Regions from separate parts of the Homo sapiens genome. Here region 1 is linked to region 2. The links are chromatin loops, found by intact Hi-C in ENCODE. Cell type or tissue: heart right ventricle. All regions are shown on one strand. Each heading gives the region's core, and the rest is flanking DNA. Links, peaks and the distances in the headings are about the cores only.

Region 1 (8,329 bases), core at 45-8,044, 130 kb after region 2:
GGTGCCTGCTCATTGCCAACAGTCACCCCTGTGTAGTGACCACCAGTGCAGGTCTGGGGCAGCAATGCTGGGTGGTAAAGGGACACCCCAGCTTGGTCTCTGTGACTCACAGCACTAGCCACCTCGATTGGTACGTGGGCTGCACAAAAGTGGGAGGCAGGCTAGGTGTAATGCACAGGCTGAAGTTCACTGGCCCCTATTCCAGTGCCTGTAAAGACCTCAGGCTGGGCGTGGGGGCTCACGCTGGTAATCCCAGCACTTTGGGAGGCCAAGGCAGGTGGATCACCTGAGGTCGGGAATTCGAAACCAGCCTGACCAACATGGAGAAACCCCGTCTTTACTAAAAAACACAAAATTAGCCAGGCATGGTGGCACATGCCTGTAATCCCAGCTACTTGGGAGGGTGAGGCAGGAGAATCGCTTGAATCCAGGAGGAAGAGGTTGTGGTGAGCTGAGATCGCACGACTGCACTCCAGCCCAGGCAACAAGAGTGAAACTCAAACTCAAAAAAAAAAAAAAAAAACCTCAAAGACAGGCTTGAAGGACAACGTTAAAGCATGCAAATAGCACAGAAATTCTTTTAATCAAAATAAAAGGTTTCATATTTGTATCCAGTGATTCTTTTCCACACTCAACATTATTTTCTTTCCTCCCCCATCTCTCTCTCACTCCTGTCACCCAGGCAAAAGTGCAGTGGCACAATCATGGCTCACTGCAGCCTCGACCTCCTGGGCTCAAGCGATCCTTCTGCCTTGAGCTCCCAAAGTGCTGGGATTACAGGCATGAGCCACTGTGCCTGGCCTCACAGTATTTTAAATGAGATTATTAATAACACTTCACACCACCCCCTCCTTCCCTGAAGTTCATTATCAGTAGTAGTAAATAGAAATAGTGATTTTACTTAGCCTTTTCCTGAGCCATGGAAGTTTCACTCCTGGAAACAGAAAGCTTTAAAACTCAGACTGGTTAAACTGCATTACTTTTCTGAGAACTCGTTATTCTTCCTACCTGAGAGTTGAGAACTAGAAGCACGAGAGATGTGTCTTGTCAACATATCCCACAATAAGAGATGAGATGCGGAGAGAGGGGAAGGATCTGCCGTCCCGGCATCTCCCCTTCGCAGAACCTACCCTCATATATCATGCTGTCTTCGTCAGTGACGTAGGCGTTGGCGCCCCAGATCACCATCTTGTGGATGTAAGATGGATATTTTGCAGCAGCAATGAGTGCGGTTATGCCCCCATCACTCCACCCCAGCAGAGAAACCTTCTTAAACTTCAGCGCCTATGATCATACGACAAAATGCACGGCACGGGTTATTGCTCCTCTCTGTTAAAAGAAACTGAATCACTAATTATCAGAATCAATACAGGTGTGAGGCTGGAGTATCAATTAGTCAGAAAAGAAAAACCCTAGAGTCCACCATTTGATGACATCATGTTTTCTCTTAATTACTTTTAGTGGAAATTGTCACAAAAACCTGAGCATACGGTATGGGTTTGAATTAGGAGGGAACTACATCTTCTGGTTGGATAAAAAGCTCAAGGAACTAGAATCAATGGAGACCAAGTACTTAAATATGACAAATACAGCATACGTGTGTATGCGTGTGCACGTGTGTGCATATGCATGCCTGAGCAAGGACCTTGAGAACAGTTCTGTAGATCAGAGAGGGGACCCTGAGCTCTGCTGGATGGAGTGAAGCAGGGTATCTGGTAAAGCAACTGTGGGAAGAACTGGCAAGAGCCAGGCTGTCAGAGAACAGCGTCATGGGGAGGTTGTGTGAGTCCGCGGGTGAATCAGAGAGGGTCTGGACATGCGTTTGGCAGGGAAAATGGACAAAGATTACATCTTAGAGAGGCCGCCAAGAAAAAAGAATGGAATGACTGGAAAATTAAAGGTAAAGAATTAATATTACTCCAAGATATTTGCTGCCCGGACCATAAAATGGTGTAACTACTGTGGCACTATCCTGCAAAATGAACATCTGGAACTTCCATCACCTAGCAAATTGTCTCCTAAATGTGTATGAAATTCTCCCTGTGTGCCAGGAGCTCAGTCCAGGATGTCCACAACAATACTGTTTATAGTGGCAAAAAAATGAAAATGCCCACGAGCAACAGAATGTTCACTGCCTGCTATTTATAACAGCAGAAAAAGGCAACTTAAAAATTAAGTTAATTATCTACTATTAGAAAACTGGTGAAATAGGCCAGGTGTGGTGGCTCATGCCTGTAATCCCAGCACTTTGGGAGGCCAAGGTGGGTGGATCATGAGGTCAGGAGATCGAGACCATCCGGACTAATGCGATGAAACCCTGTCTCTACTAAAAATACAAAAATTAGCTGGGCATAGTGGCATGTGCCTGTAATCCCAGCTACTCAGGAGGCTGAGGCAGGAGAATCGTTTGAACCCGGGAGGCAGAGGTTGCAGTGAGCCAAGATTGCGCCACCGCACTCCAGCCTGGGTGACAGAGCAACACTCTGTCTCAAAAAAAAAAAAAGAAAATTGGTGAAATAAGATACAGTACATCCATACAATGGAATAATATGTGCCTATCATACAACTAGTATAAATGCATATTTATTGACATGAAAGTTATTTCCTTGAAAAATTGTTCAACAAAAATAGTAAGTTAGAAAAACGTTAGGTGTAGCACGATGCCATCAATATGAAACTGCGTTTGTGATGTAATAAGACTGGCCAGAAAGCAGAGCCGCCAAGATTTGGTAGTGTCTCTAGAGAGCTGGACTGTGGGCTATTTCTACTTTCTTCTTTATACCTATTTGAACTCTTGGGGTTTTCTATAGCAATCACATGGTATTATTTTGTAGAAAAATATAACAACAAAATTTAAACAAAATAAATGAAGACAGGCCCAGCCACCCTTCCTCCCCTGGCCCTTCCCTCAGAGACCTACCTTCATCAAATCAACAGCATCTTTTGCATCCCTTTCAAAAAAGTCTGCTGGGAAATCGCGATCTGGGGGCCTGGAATGTCCATAGCCTCGAGGATCCCAGGCGACCACCGTGAAGAGCTTCTTATTGAGGTTCTTGAGCTGAGGTCCAAAATCAGTCTCTCCACTTCCTAAAAACAGCCACTTGGTTACCCTCAGGTGATCGCTTTCACTATCAAACACATTACAGTGAAAACAGAAGCAATAACAATCTTAAAAGCAAAGTAGTTTCTACTCAAAGTGGTCAGAATGTAATCAGGAAAGCAGCCTTGCAATGACTTAATCCATCCACTCGAAGAAAGGAGGCAGGCTGACCGGGTGCGCCTGTAATCCTAGCACTTTGGGAGGCCGAGGCGGGCGGACTGCCTGAGCTCAGGAGTTCGAGACCGGCCTGGGCAACACGGTGAAACCCCATCTCTACTAAAATACAAAAAAAAAAAAAAAAAAAAAATGTAGCCGGGCATGGCGGTGTGCGCCTGTAGTCCCAGCTACTCAGGAGGCTGAGGCAGGAGAATTGCTTGAACCCGGGAGGCGGAGGTTGCAGTGAGCCCAGATCGCGCCATTGCACTCCAGCCTGAGCACAGGGCAAGACTCAGTCTCCAAAAAAAAAAAAAAAAGGGGCCGGGCGCGGTGGCTCACGCCTGTAATCCCAGCACTTTGGGAGGCCAAGGCGGGCGGATCGCTTGAACCAGGGAAGCAGAGGTTGCAGTGAACGGAGATTGCGCCACTGCACTCTACCCTGGTGACAAAGTGCGACTCTGTCCCTCCACCAAAAAAAAAAAAAAAGGAGGCGCGCTTCCTTTCCCGGCGGAGTGCAGGCCTGCCTCCGACCTCCCCCTGGTGGCTATTTTGAGAAAGACAGAGGCCCTGGGTCTTCCTTTGCTTCTGTATTATTTCAGCACTTTTGAAACCTCTTTGGCTTAATCTTCCTTTTCTAAAGGAAAGAATTAATGAAACTGTATACAAATTAATTCACAGATATGCTTCTGGGTTATCTATTCTTCTTAAAACAATGACTTACACATGAGAGGGATCTCTATAATATCTGCAAAGAAATTTATGAGATTTGGTCCAAGTTATTCAAAGTAGAATTCTAAAATTCCAGATTTTTAATTTTTTTTTTTTTTACTAAGCTAAGGTGAATAGCCTAAAGATTTTATTTTGTAGTTATAATTAAAAACCAGGAAAACTAAACAAAAACACTGAAATGCAGAAGGGGTATGGAGGAAAGAAACCAAATCAGTTTCATCAGAACAGTATGAAACAGCCCATGCTAAAAGCTGAATTCTATTAGTGGGCCTGCAGGGAGCTTGGCCGCTAGTCCACAGCCCACCACGTGGTCCCTGTAGGTGTGGTGTGTTCACACCTACTGTGCACAGTGCAGAAGGCCACTCTCACAGAGCCCAGTCCAGGGGCAAGTCAGCATTTTATCAGTGAAGTCTGCTGATTTCTGAGGACTTCTACCTCAGGCCACAAATGACTACTAACCACTTTGCCTGACAAACCATATTAGAAAATGTCTTTCAAGGTGGTGCAGGATCATTCAACATTGTCAAGGCCTATCATTTTTCCTGGCAAGATATATCTTTCCCAAGATCAAGTAAACCATTCAGAAAATTCAAGCCAAAACCAAATGAATAGATCTCCAGCCCACATCTGCTGCTGTGACCCATGAGGCTTCTCTTCTGCCTCTGACCTGGAGGGGTTCTGGCCACGGAAGTACCCTGAAGGAGGGGCAGGAGGTGAGAAGATGGGAAAAAAGAACAGTCTAAAAGACCAATTTCAGAAACAAGAAGGCATTTGCTCCCTGGCACACATGTACACATTTGAAGACCAGTGCCAAGAATATAAAACTTAAAAAAACATTTAAGGAATACATGTACATAGTTATCAGCATGTAACATCTGAGAGGCCTGTGGGGAGGGGAACTGGGTGCTGAGGATAGGACAGGAGAGAGAATCTCCTCTGGTCCATTTTTTTTAATATTGGAATCATGCTAATACTTTACATAAAAAAAAATTAAATTGGGGACAGGTGCTGTGGCTCATGCCTGTAATCCCAGCATTTTGGGAGGCCGGGGCGAGTAGATCACCTGAGGTCAGCAGTTTGAGACCAGCCTGGACAACATGGTGAAATCTCGTCTCTACTAAAAATACAAAATTAGCCAGGCATGGTGGTGCACACCTGTAATCCCAGCTACTCAGGAGGCTGAGGCAGGAGAATCGCTTGAACCTGGGAGGTAGAGGTTGTGGTGAACCAAGATAGTGCCACTGGCTCCAGCCTGGGCAACAGTGAGACTCCCTCTCAAAAAAAAAAAAAAAAATTAAATTGGTAAGTTTTTAGCACCTGGACAATGACTGCAATACCGAAATAATGGAAAGCTAAGATAGGCAATGTTTTTACAGATAACTTTAGCTCCCCATCAGCCATGAGAGTCAGTGTCCTTGTTCATCAGGTTAAGGAAAACAAAGGTACCAAACACCATTTAGACACACGTGCAACAGTGCCACGATCCGCTGAGGCTCAGTCAAGTGGAACCTTTTTAGCACTTCACTTTTAGAAAGAAGCAAATCACAAAGAAATAAGTACAGTCAGCCTTCCTATCCGTGGTTCTACATCTGTGGATTCAACCAACCTCGGAACAAAAATATTTCGGGAAAAAAATGGGTGGTTGGGTCTGTACTGAACATGTACAGACGTTTTTCCTTGTCATTATTCCCTAAACAATACAAAATAACAATTATTTGCACAGCATTTACATTGCATGAGATATGGTAAGTAATCTAGACATGACTTAAAGTATACAGGAGAACATGCGTAGCTTCCATGCAAACATTGAGCTATTTTATATCAGGGACTTGAGGATCCTCAGATTTTGGGATCTGAGGGCTTCCTGGATCCAGTCCCCCAGGAATACTGAGATTAAATATTAGGATTATTTAACTAAATCAAAAATAAAGCAACAATACTAACACCCTTAAAACCAGATTTCGGATGTACTGGAATCACTGCAAATTTTTCCCTTGAACTTTCTACATCTGAACTCCAGTTCTGCAAAATGAGATTGAGATCCAGTAGGCTTTATTATGGCCCATATATTGAGAGAGGGTAATATGCCAATCTAACTCTGATTTCTAAAAAGAATCAAACTGAGGTTTTTTTTTTCTTACCTCTTATTTTAACGGAATATATTATCAACCACAACAAGTGATCAATTCACTCTAGTTTTAGCACTGAAAGTCCCACATCCTGGAAAATCCCCCAACGCCAAGCAAACTAGGATGACTGATTACCCACTCACGTTCCTCCTTTACCTTCTTCCCACACCCCTTTCCTTGACCCCTGTCACCCTCCCAAATTATGGGCAACTGTGATTTCACAGAGTACTTGCAATAGGAAAAACTGGGTACTTTACTAAAGGAATAAAAAATCCAATTCTGAACAGCAGTAGAAAGTTACCTACTTTTCTAAGTCATTTAAGTTTGATTGTAGCAAATATGAAAACATTTCAAAAAAGCACTAAAATTAATCATCAGTATTTGGCATCTAGTATTGTGAATGCATCATAGATTTTACAGCATGCAAAAACATTCCATTAAAAAGTACCCAGACCTAACATCCCAGGAAGTAGCAGGACTGCGTGATCTCCCTCTCCAGTCTGCTGGTAATGCAGCTGAACGCCATTCACAGCCACTTTGGCAGAGGTTACCGAGGTGCTAGAAGAGAAAAAACACATCCCCACAGGGGGAAAGGGGAGATGGGAAGATTTCTTAGTTGATTCAAAATTCCAGCTAGACAGGAGGAATAAGTGTTAGTGTTCTACGCGCTGTAGGATGACTACGGCTAACAATAAGCGATAGTTTAAAATAGCTAGAAGGAAGATACTGAATGTTCCCAACACAAAGACATGATAAATGTTTGAGACGATGGATATGCTAATTACACTGATCTGATCACTACACCTTGTATCTATCGAAACATCACTATCTACCCCATAAACAGGTACACTTATGTCAATTAAAAAATAAAATTTGAAAAATGTTTAAAAATCCACCCCCAGAGGAAAATCATTTAACAGCACGAATTTAATATGATAAAACTGTCTTTGTATATGAATGAGTCGCCTCCAGAACGCCTCTCAGTCTCCTTGGGTTATTTCGATTTTTCCAATTCTGAACAGTGACATGAGTTTGAATTTTCTTTACTAGACTGCCGATCTGAACTGTGCCCTCATGCTTGAATACGCTATTGTGCCCAGCCTGGGGCTCACCCTACAAAAACCCTAGGCGGCTTGCTCAATCAATGGCCACAGAGGCTCATGGCACACGCCGGTGAGCTGGAAGCCAAGGGTCCTCAAGTGCAGGCTGGCGTGAAACGAGGGTGGACATCAGGGGCAGAGACCCTGGAGTCACTCGTCTGCACTCAGCAGGCCCAGAGGACCTACCCAGACCTTCAGCAGCCTTGGTGACATTCCCAAAGATGAGACTGGTCCCAAGGTCTCGATCTCCAGGCTGTTCTTTAGCTGTAGGGTATCCTGTGTTGTCTGGCCTGCTGCAGGAGGGCCATAGTCAACAGTGCCCATCTGCACGGATAAATCCTACTGTTTTTTAAGATGTTAAAATATGTCTGTGTCAACTGCTAAGTAGCCCTGTCCATAAGCCTCCATCTCAAGAGCCCTCCTTCCTGCCACTCACCCGCCTTGGCCTAAGACCTCCTAGGATCCAGCATCTAACTGGACCACACTTAGCACAGGACAACGCCTCAGGACAGGCATAATGCCAGTGTCTGTGCTGCCTGAATTATGGGTGCCGTACAGGTGTTCTGATTAACCTCTCCTCAGCTGCTCTTCGAGGACAGCCAGACTGTCCTGGGATATATACCAGTGGGGCACACAGACGGCCCCTGCACCAGGACCAGGCTCCATCAGCCTTCCCACAGCTTATCAGACAGATGACTGAGTGAAGCACAGGAGGGACATGATGGCAAGCCAGGACAGATGCCAGAAGGAGGCGCTCTCTTCTCCTGGTGGAGTGCCAATACAATGAAATCAACCACCATCTCCTTTTATTTTTATTTTTATTTATTTATTTTTTGAGATGGAGTCTCACTCTGTCGCCCAGGCTGGAGTGCAGTGGCGCCATCTCGGCTCACTGCAAGTTCCACCTCCCGGGTTCACACCATTCTCCTGCCTCAGCCTCCCAAGTAGCTGGGACTACAGGCACCCGCCACCACGCCCGGCTAATTTTTTTGTATTTTTAGTAGAGACGGGGTTTCACCCTGTTAGCCAGGATGGTCTCAATCTCCTGACCTCGTGATCTGCCTGCCTCAGCCTCCCTAAGCGCTGGGATTACAGGCCCGGCCCATCTCCTTTTT
Region 2 (8,329 bases), core at 131-8,130:
AGATGCAACATTTGAAGGGTTAGAGCTGGAATTGAGATCTGGGGAAACTGAAGTGTCATCACAGTCCTTCTCGAGTGGGGAACCATCCATACAGGAACAGAAAATAAAGGGAGTCCTCGCCAAAGGTCCACTGGGTCTGTGGACCCATCAGGGGTCATTTCCCTGGTCCTCAAATGTATAACTGGGATATATATACCTAGAAATTAGCCCAGCACCCACATTGGATCTGTGCCCTATAGGGTAGGAGCTATCATAGTGGAGAAAACCAAGTGGAAGCTTCTAGAATTATTGCCCTTCCCCCAGCCAAGCAAGCATGTCAAAAACAGTATTCCATCCTGGGGAGGATGGTGAAAATTTGTGCCACCCTTCAGGAGCCAAAGGATGCAGTGGTGGTAGACTTCATATTGCTATTTAATTCAGTCAAGTCCTGGAAGATGGCAATTGACTTCTATAAACCCAACCAAGAAGCAATCCCCATTGTGGCTGCCATAGCAGATGTGGAATCTTTGCTAGAGTGGTGTGATAATGCCATAGGTACATGGTACGTGACCAAGGATGCAGCAAATGTGTTTTCTATCCCAATCAGGAAAGAGGAAGACAAAACAATTTGCATTCACGTGAGATGGACGACATTCATTTACAGTTTTGCCCACAATTCTAATCTCTGCCCTGTCTGAAAAGATTGGGACTCTCTGGACATTCCACAGAATATCACATTGGTGCATTTGCCCACTGCCACCTGTTTTACCAATACCCCTTCTTCAGTTCCTGCTTTTGGCCATAGGAGGGATCTCATACAAATCACTTAAGGCTCTCGGACTCGTTTGTCTGTGGGCGCAAGCTACAAATAGATGACAGCTGCACTTCTGCCTCACTCAGGCAGTGGGTCTGGGTAACCATCTCATGTAAACAGAACAGCAGCCCAAGGTTGGAGTCTATACAGACTCATGGGCAGTGGGGAATGACCTGGCCAGGCAGTTTAGGTACCTTTGGGGAGAAAGACGGGAAGATAAAAGAGGTGGTGGTCTGAGAAGGGGCATGTGGCTGGAGTGTCCACGAAGTGTGAAAATCCTTGTCATGTTATCACTCAACAAACATCATCCACCACAGGAAAAATTAAGCAACTACATAGAATGACTCCACCAGTTGCCGTTAGCCTCATCCACCACTCTCCCAGGATGGGCACCGATAGACCCGTAAGACAGCCGTGGTAACACAGAACCCAACAGCATGGAAGGCTTACCAGAGTTGATTTTGCTCCTGCTGCCACCAAACATCCTACTTCCACCAGAGCGCACATGTAAGCCGTCAGTATGGCCCTGCTCCTCAAAGAGAATGACCAATACGTGGTAAGCTGGTGATGTTGTGCTCCTATGCAGCCAACTTCTTAGGAATAGAAGCATATTCCAAGTGTGTTTGTTCCTGTCCAGAGAATCAGAAAGCGCCATTATCCCAGCGCTCCCACATGGGAGTGCGCTAGGTCCATGGGATCCACAGCCACATCACATGCTCTGCAACACCCAACAGCTGACACCCAGTGAGAGAATGGCTGAAGCACCAGCTCAGAGATCATTCACTTACAAGGTCGGAGTCACCCTCCAGCATCTCATGTTCACCCTGAGTTAAAGTGTTTTCTAAGGTCCCACTGTGTCCAGAATTGGTGTCTTGTTGCTCTGACCCCAAGCATTCAGCCAGACCCTACAGGTGAGCATTACAGTTTTTAAAAGAGGCACAGGGGGAGTTTGTTTTTTCTGGTGTCCAGGCGCATCCCACAGCTTCTTTCTGTTGAGTTTAGTGGTTTCGCAGCTTGAAGGAACAAAGCTGTAGGCCTTCACAATCAGTGTTACACCTCTTAAAGCTACGCCTACTGGAATTATTTACTTCCATCGTTGGGTTCCCAGCCTCACAAACCCCGAGAACAAATCTGCACACCTTCCAGATAATTGTTACAGCTCATAAACCCAACACATACACAAAAAACCACCAGCAACAATATTTATCTAAAAAGACACACAAAAAAAGCAGAAAACTATTACAGCACAAAGCCATACCTCCTCAGATGTGCCACCAACAGCAGGTCGGGCAGCCTGCTTTTATTCCCTTATCTGACCCCACCCACATCCTGCTGATTGGCCCATTTTACAGAGAGCTGATTGGTCCATTTTACAGAGAGCTGATTGGTCTGTTTTACAGAGAGCTGATTGGTCCGTTTTACAGAGAGCTGATTGGTCCGTTTTACAAAGAGCAGATGCGTCCATTTTTTGACAGGATGCTGATTGGTGCGTTTACAATCCCTGAGCTAGACACAGAGTGCTGATTGGTGTATTTACAATCCTTTAGCTAGACATAAAAGTTCTCCAAGTCCCTACCAGATTGGGAAGACACAGAGTGCTGATTAGCGCATATATAATTCTCCAGAGGGACATGAAAGTTGTTTAAGTCCCCACCCAATTCAGGAGCCCAGCTGGGTTTCCTAAGTGGATCCCCCGCCAGCGCCACGGGCGGAGCTGCCAGTCACCGCCTGCATTATTCAGCCGTTGGGCGGTCGATGGGACCGGTCGCCGAGAAGCAGGGGGTGGCACTTGCCGGGGAGGCTTGGGCCGCGCGGGAGCCCACCGCGGGGGTGTTAGACATGGCGGGTTGCAGGTCCCGAGCCTTGCTCTGCGGGGAGGCGGTTGAGTCCCGGTGAAAATTCTAGCGCGGCGCGGGCGGGCCGGCAGTGCTGGGGGACCCGGGGCCCCTTCCACAGCTGTTGTCCGGGGTGCTAAGTTCTTAACTGTGCAGGGCCGGTGGCGCCGGCCGGTTGCTCCGAGCGCGGGGCATGCCAAGCCCGCGCCCACCCGGAACTCGCGCTGAGCGCCCCGCCCAGCCCTTGTTCCCGCCCGCGCCTGTCGGTCCACGCCTTCCTGCAAGCAGAGGGAGTCGGCTCCAGCCTCGGCCAGCCCCAGAGAGGGGCTCCCATAGTGCAGCGGCGGACTAGAGGGCTCCTCAAGCGCGGCGAGAGAGGACGTCGAGGCAGAAGAGGCACCGACAGCGAGCGAGGGCAGCTAGCAGGTTGTCACCTTTTACCATGTCCCCAGTGAAAAGACTACAAGAAACAGGGAACCAAGAAGTGGAGGCAAAAATGGCTGTCACTTCCAACAGTCCACTGAGGAGAGTGGGCTTCCCAAACCTGCGCCTGTGGACTGCAGGATTAGAAGCCCCATATCCCAAAGGGAGAACACTTCCACCTGAGACTTAGCAAGAGCCCCGTTAAGCAGTAAGCCATGGCTGCTGTGGGGCACTTTGGGCTCCTTGGTGAGTTGAGAACAGTCACCATCCTGGCAAGGGAGATCCACCCTGGTCATCAGCAGGAAGAGGGCTGTTGACACCCTGTGGGAGGAGCAAGGAAGGTATTCGGTACTCAGCTGATCTACTTGGGCGCCACAGGGGACTCCCTTGCCCAACTGTGACAGTAAATGGAGGAAACAGCAACTCCAGCCTGGGAAGGGCAGATCCCCTTGCCAGGGAAGAACTGTCGCCCAGCTGCTGGGAGCACAGAGCCTTCAAGTGTCATCCCCCATAGGGATTTGTTCAGCTCCTGAGAACTGCCTTGCCTAAGGTCTTTCCTGTGGGGACTTTCTGTTGAAGACAACGGATTAAAGGCATGGCCACTTGGGCGCAATGTGCATGGTCAATTCTGACAGCCGCTTTCGCCCTTTCTGGCTGATTTTGTTCCTCAACTAAAGTGAATCTGTGGCTAGCATTGCTCTCAGAGCCACAGGCACACCCAGCAGCCTGCAGGCGTTCCCACCTGACTCACAGCACCGGCCCCTCGGCGCAACCACACTGAGCAGCTCCTCCCTTCCTCTCCTGTCCTACCCGCGGCCAGCTTGCCTGACTGTGTTCCGGACAGTGGTGCACAGACCAGACGCATTCATTTCCCAACCGTAAATATGAGACTCTTCCCAGTTACTGCAGCAGCGCTGCCTGCTCACATCTCCCACACTGGCCTGCACTGCTGCTGTGACATTCTGATGTTTCCTTGCTTCTTGTTTCACTGGCTTCCAATTTTTCTTTCTCACTATTGCCAGAGAGATCTATTGAAGCAATATGTCTGATGATGCTACGCCTTCTAATAATTCTTTGGTGATGTGTAGCCCAAACACCTTTGCAGACACACAAGGCCCCTCACCTAGCTGCTGGTCCCCTTCGTGTCTGTCCCTGATGTCACGCTCAGGCAATAACTCCACAGTTCAGTATCTGCCCCGTGTACCACCACACACGGCGCCACTGGGCCTGGGCCTGCCCTGCCTTACCTGCCTGAGAGACTAGTACTCCTGAGGTTCACCCCAACACCACCCCTCAGGGAAGCCTTCCCTGGCTCCAGGCAGGCTGGCGGCAGCTTCTCTTGGCCCTCATTTTTACCTCCTATAGAGCAATCATTGTATGCAATGTAAAATAAGATATATTTTATGTAATGGTCTTTCTGCATGCCCACCTTCCTCTCAGGAAGCTCCTAAGGATAGCGACAGGGCCTTTCGTCTGCAGTGCAGTGCACAGCCTTGGACTCTGCATGTAAGGCAGATAGCGAAAGTTGATTGAATGGTTGAGTGAGAGAACACAGAAGGACCTCACTGCAGGCCTCATCAGGGTCTTAGGCTCTAGTCCTAGCTCTACCACTAATTATCTCTATACCTTTATTCTAGGTCTGTTATCTTAGCTGTAAATTGAGACGATTGGCTTAGATCGTCTCTAAGGCGCCTTCCCGAGCTAATACCCTATGAAGATCAGATAAGAGAGCCGAATGGTAACTGGAGCCCTTCACTGCCGCCCATGTCATTCTGCAGGGGGCCACTAGGTGGCAGGTGGGAAGGAAGCGGGCAGGTTGAGAGCTGCCTTTGCTTTCAGAAAGCGATGGGAGTTACTGGATTCTTGCTCCTGCAGATCACTCGGGCAGGACAGTTTATTTCTCCAGATTCTGCAATTGCAGATGAAGCACGGGGGTCCTGGTCCCCGGGTAGTTCACAGCCCACAAATGTAAAACCGCCCAGCAGCAGAAGGCGAAAGAGGCCGATTCGAAGAGAAAAAGCAAGGTTTCCTAGGGTGTTTGATTCACCCCCTCCTCTTTCTCCGACCAGGTTAGATTGTGAGCCTTTGTCTGGCATGAATTTCATTAAGAACAAAGATTCAAAGATGATGGATAAGAAAACTGCTCCGTGACCAGCTGGGCAAGGTGGCTCACATCTGTAATCCCAGTGCTTTGGGAGGCCGAGGTGGGAGGACTACATGAAGTCAGGAGTTTGAGGTCAGCCTGGCAACATAGTGAGAACTTGTCTCTACAAAAAATGAAAACTTAGCCAGGCGTGGTGGTGTGCACCTGTAGACTCAGCTACTTTGGAGGCTGAGGTGGGAGGATCACTTGAGTCCAGGAGTTCCAGGCTGCAGTGAGCTATGATTATACCACTGCACTCCAGCCTGGGCGATAGAATGAGATCCTGTCTCAAAACAACAACAAAAATCTTCCTTTGATCATACATTCACTCTGATTACCTCCCCGTATCTCTGCTTCCCTCTACAGCAAAACTCCTGGAAAAAGGCTTCATATGTGCTGTTTTCAATTCCTCTCTTCCCTTGCTCTTGTGAACTCGCTTCTTTCCTGACATTTCACTAAACTGCTTCCACCAAGGTCACCACGCCACATCTTAGTCTCTTCCTTGCTCAACGGGCAGCATTTGATTTCTGGGGCGCTGCTCTGTCTTGGTGCCTCGTCCCTCCAGGTCCCTCCTTCTCAGGCTCCTTGGCTGGTTCTTCGTCATAGTCCCACCTGTGCAGCAGAAGCGTCCAGCGTCCTATTCTCTCCAGCTCCGCAGCCCATGGCTTAATTCCTTCTGCACACGGATGACTCCCACACTGGTTTCTCTGGAGCCAACCTCTCGCCTGAGCTCCAGTGCATATGGTCAGCTGCCTACTCGGCATCTCCATCAGAAACCTCCAACTTACTGTGCGGTTTCCCTCCAAGCCTGCTTTCCCACAGGCTTCCCCATCTCAGCAGCACCTGCATTCTTCCAGCTGTGGGTCCCAGCTGTCCCCACTCACCCTTCACAAGCACAGACAAAACACTTTGGCCAGCAGCAGCCGTTTCCCAGTACACAAAAGAAGAAGGCTTGCCCAAGTTCTGATGTCATCAGGCCCTGGTTCAAAAGGAAAAATAGGATAATCCTGTTTCGTCCAGAGGAAAAAGGCTTAAAGTGGATGGAAACAAGTTAAGCCTCACATCACTGTGATTCACAGGCAGAATCAACCAGAATGAGATTTTTCTATAACTCTTCCTAAAATGTCAATACAGTTTTCTTAACCGAGCAAGTGTCAATACAGCCCTGCCCTACCCAGAGGACAGCTCTGGCCTTAGACCCTGGGCAACCCCATGAAGGGCATTAGGGAGGCACCCTGTCTTCACTCCACCCGACCCCTGCTGCTGTGGAGGCAGGGGCAGCAGGAGCCCAAATTTTACCTTCCCCAACCCTGCCCCTGCGGTGTAGGGCCAGCCCTGGGCTGTGGCTCAGTAGGAACCATGAGTGATGAATAAAAAGATTCCTCCCCATCAGGCTAGGCCTGGGGGGCAGCCCAGCTTTTTTACCCACTTGCTTTAGGGAAGGGCAGTAACAAGATGGCAGATTAAGCACAGCACAACAGAAAGGAGATTTCCAGCATGAGAGCAGTTGGGTAGTTGGTCCTCATCTTGCTAACCCTTTCTTCCAGCAGATTTTCTATGCACTGAGCTCCGTGCACACTATTGTGTATTTGATTGGATCTCCAGGCACAGACAGCTTGTTGCAGAGACAAGACCAGCAAACACAGAATGAAAACCAACAATAGAAGACAGAGCATGAAACACCACACAGTTCAGGAGTAAGAAGGGGCTGAGCCAGGCTGGTCAGGTAGCTGGGCCTGAGATGTCAGGGTGAGTTAGGCTAGAGGAAGAGAAGAGGGTGTGCTGGGCAGGGGAAATGGGTGAGCAGTGCTGTAGGGCAGCATGGGACGGGGGGTAGAGTAGCCTAGTGGGGTAAGAGTCAGGTCATATATTTGAAGAGCCTCACAGAAATCCCAGCAAAGCCAAACATGGTGGCATCCACCTGTAGTCCCAGCTCCTCAGGAGGCTCAGGTGGGAGGATCGATTTAGCCCAGGAGTCAGAGGCTGCAGTGAGCTATGATCCCGCCACTGCACTCCAGCCTGGGCAACAGAGTGAGACCCTGTCTCTAAATAAATTAATTAAATAAAGTAAAAATAAAATACAAATCCCGAGGCAGCAGGTATAATGACTCACTTTTCTTTTTTTCTTTCTTTCTTTTCTTTTTTTTTTTTTTTGAGATGGAGTTTAGCTTTTGTTGCCCAGGCTGGATTGCAATGCTTGATGTCGGCTCACTGCAACCTCTGCTTCCTGGGTTCAAGCAATTCTTCTGCCTCAGCCTCCCTAGTAGCTGGGATTACAGCCATGCCTGGCTAATTTTGTACTTTTTGTAGAGACGGGGTTTTGCCATGTTGGCCAGGCTGGTCTCGAACTGCTGACCTCAGGTGATGCACCCGCCTCAGCCTCCCAAAGTGCTAGGATTGCAGGCGTGAGCCACCGCACCCAGCCATGACTCACTTTTCAAAAAAGGAACTGAACGCTGAATAAATGAAGAGCCCACAAGGCACTTAGTCGCTGAGGGTGGAGCTGAGGCTTGGATCCTGGACCACCTCCCTGCACCCCTTTCCAGGTGGAAGAGTGGGGATCCCAGGCAGGGATGGAGGGTGAGGATCCGTGAGGAGCTATGGGGTGCTGAACAGAGGACCTGAATTTAAGTGAACACGCAGGCTTCCAGGCAAGGTCAGGCACCGTGCACACAGTGGCGAGGAGTGTAGCCACCACCTCTCCGAAATCAGCTCCAAACAGGCCCTCCAGGTAGACAGCAGTCCTGGGGCCATGTCACCAAAGCCAGTGGGAACTGTTCCACCTGCTCACTCTGGGTTTCTTATCCCAGATCTCAAAATCTCCAGCACAACCCCAAAGGTCCAGTGTTTCCATTAAAATGTGGGTCTCAATGTGATTTTATTTTGTGACTGTTAATGCTTTTTAGCTAAACGAATTCACGCATATGGGAAGGGGGAATCCCTCCCCAGATGGTGTGTACCCTCGTTTGGGTTGGAAAATATGTGGTTGCACATATGTGTGATTGTGGAGGGGCTACCTGACAGCTTTGGAAGGCACGCATGATCAGTGGGGCACAGTGAGACTCCCCGAGGATAAGCAAAGACACAACTCTCCCGTCCCACGAAAGAGAATTTATATCCTGGGTCCAAATCATG

What was found. Hi-C counts contacts between places; a loop is a spot of excess contacts. Peaks named below come from ENCODE experiments on the same cell type or tissue, not always from the same donor. Only the 100,000 strongest peaks of a DNase experiment are listed, where the experiment ranks them.
Region 1: it touches region 2 in a loop (14-fold over the local background); 106 of 110 quality-filtered maps call a loop at or near these places.

The regions. Positions count from the first base shown.
Region 1 is chr6:3,122,000-3,130,328 of GRCh38, reverse strand. It overlaps BPHL (biphenyl hydrolase like), which reads right to left. Exons shown (of 7, transcript NM_004332.4): 2 at 6,569-6,672; 3 at 2,921-3,087; 4 at 1,131-1,284. Among named protein-coding and RNA genes, the nearest start is that of BPHL, 7.5 kb to the right of the region's middle. In heart right ventricle, for the core only: a CTCF peak has its summit at 3,797 (motif pointing left); a DNase peak (open chromatin) is centred at 3,758; H3K4me3 peaks cover 2,400 bases; H3K27ac peaks cover 1,391 bases.
Region 2 is chr6:3,248,144-3,256,472 of GRCh38, reverse strand. It overlaps a transcript of PSMG4 not described here. Among named protein-coding and RNA genes, the nearest start is that of PSMG4, 6.6 kb to the left of the region's middle. RefSeq lists an enhancer at 3,664-3,958 and a silencer at 4,704-4,998. In heart right ventricle, for the core only: CTCF peaks have their summits at 4,613 and 4,823 (motif pointing right); a DNase peak (open chromatin) is centred at 4,832; H3K4me3 peaks cover 630 bases; H3K27me3 peaks cover 2,201 bases.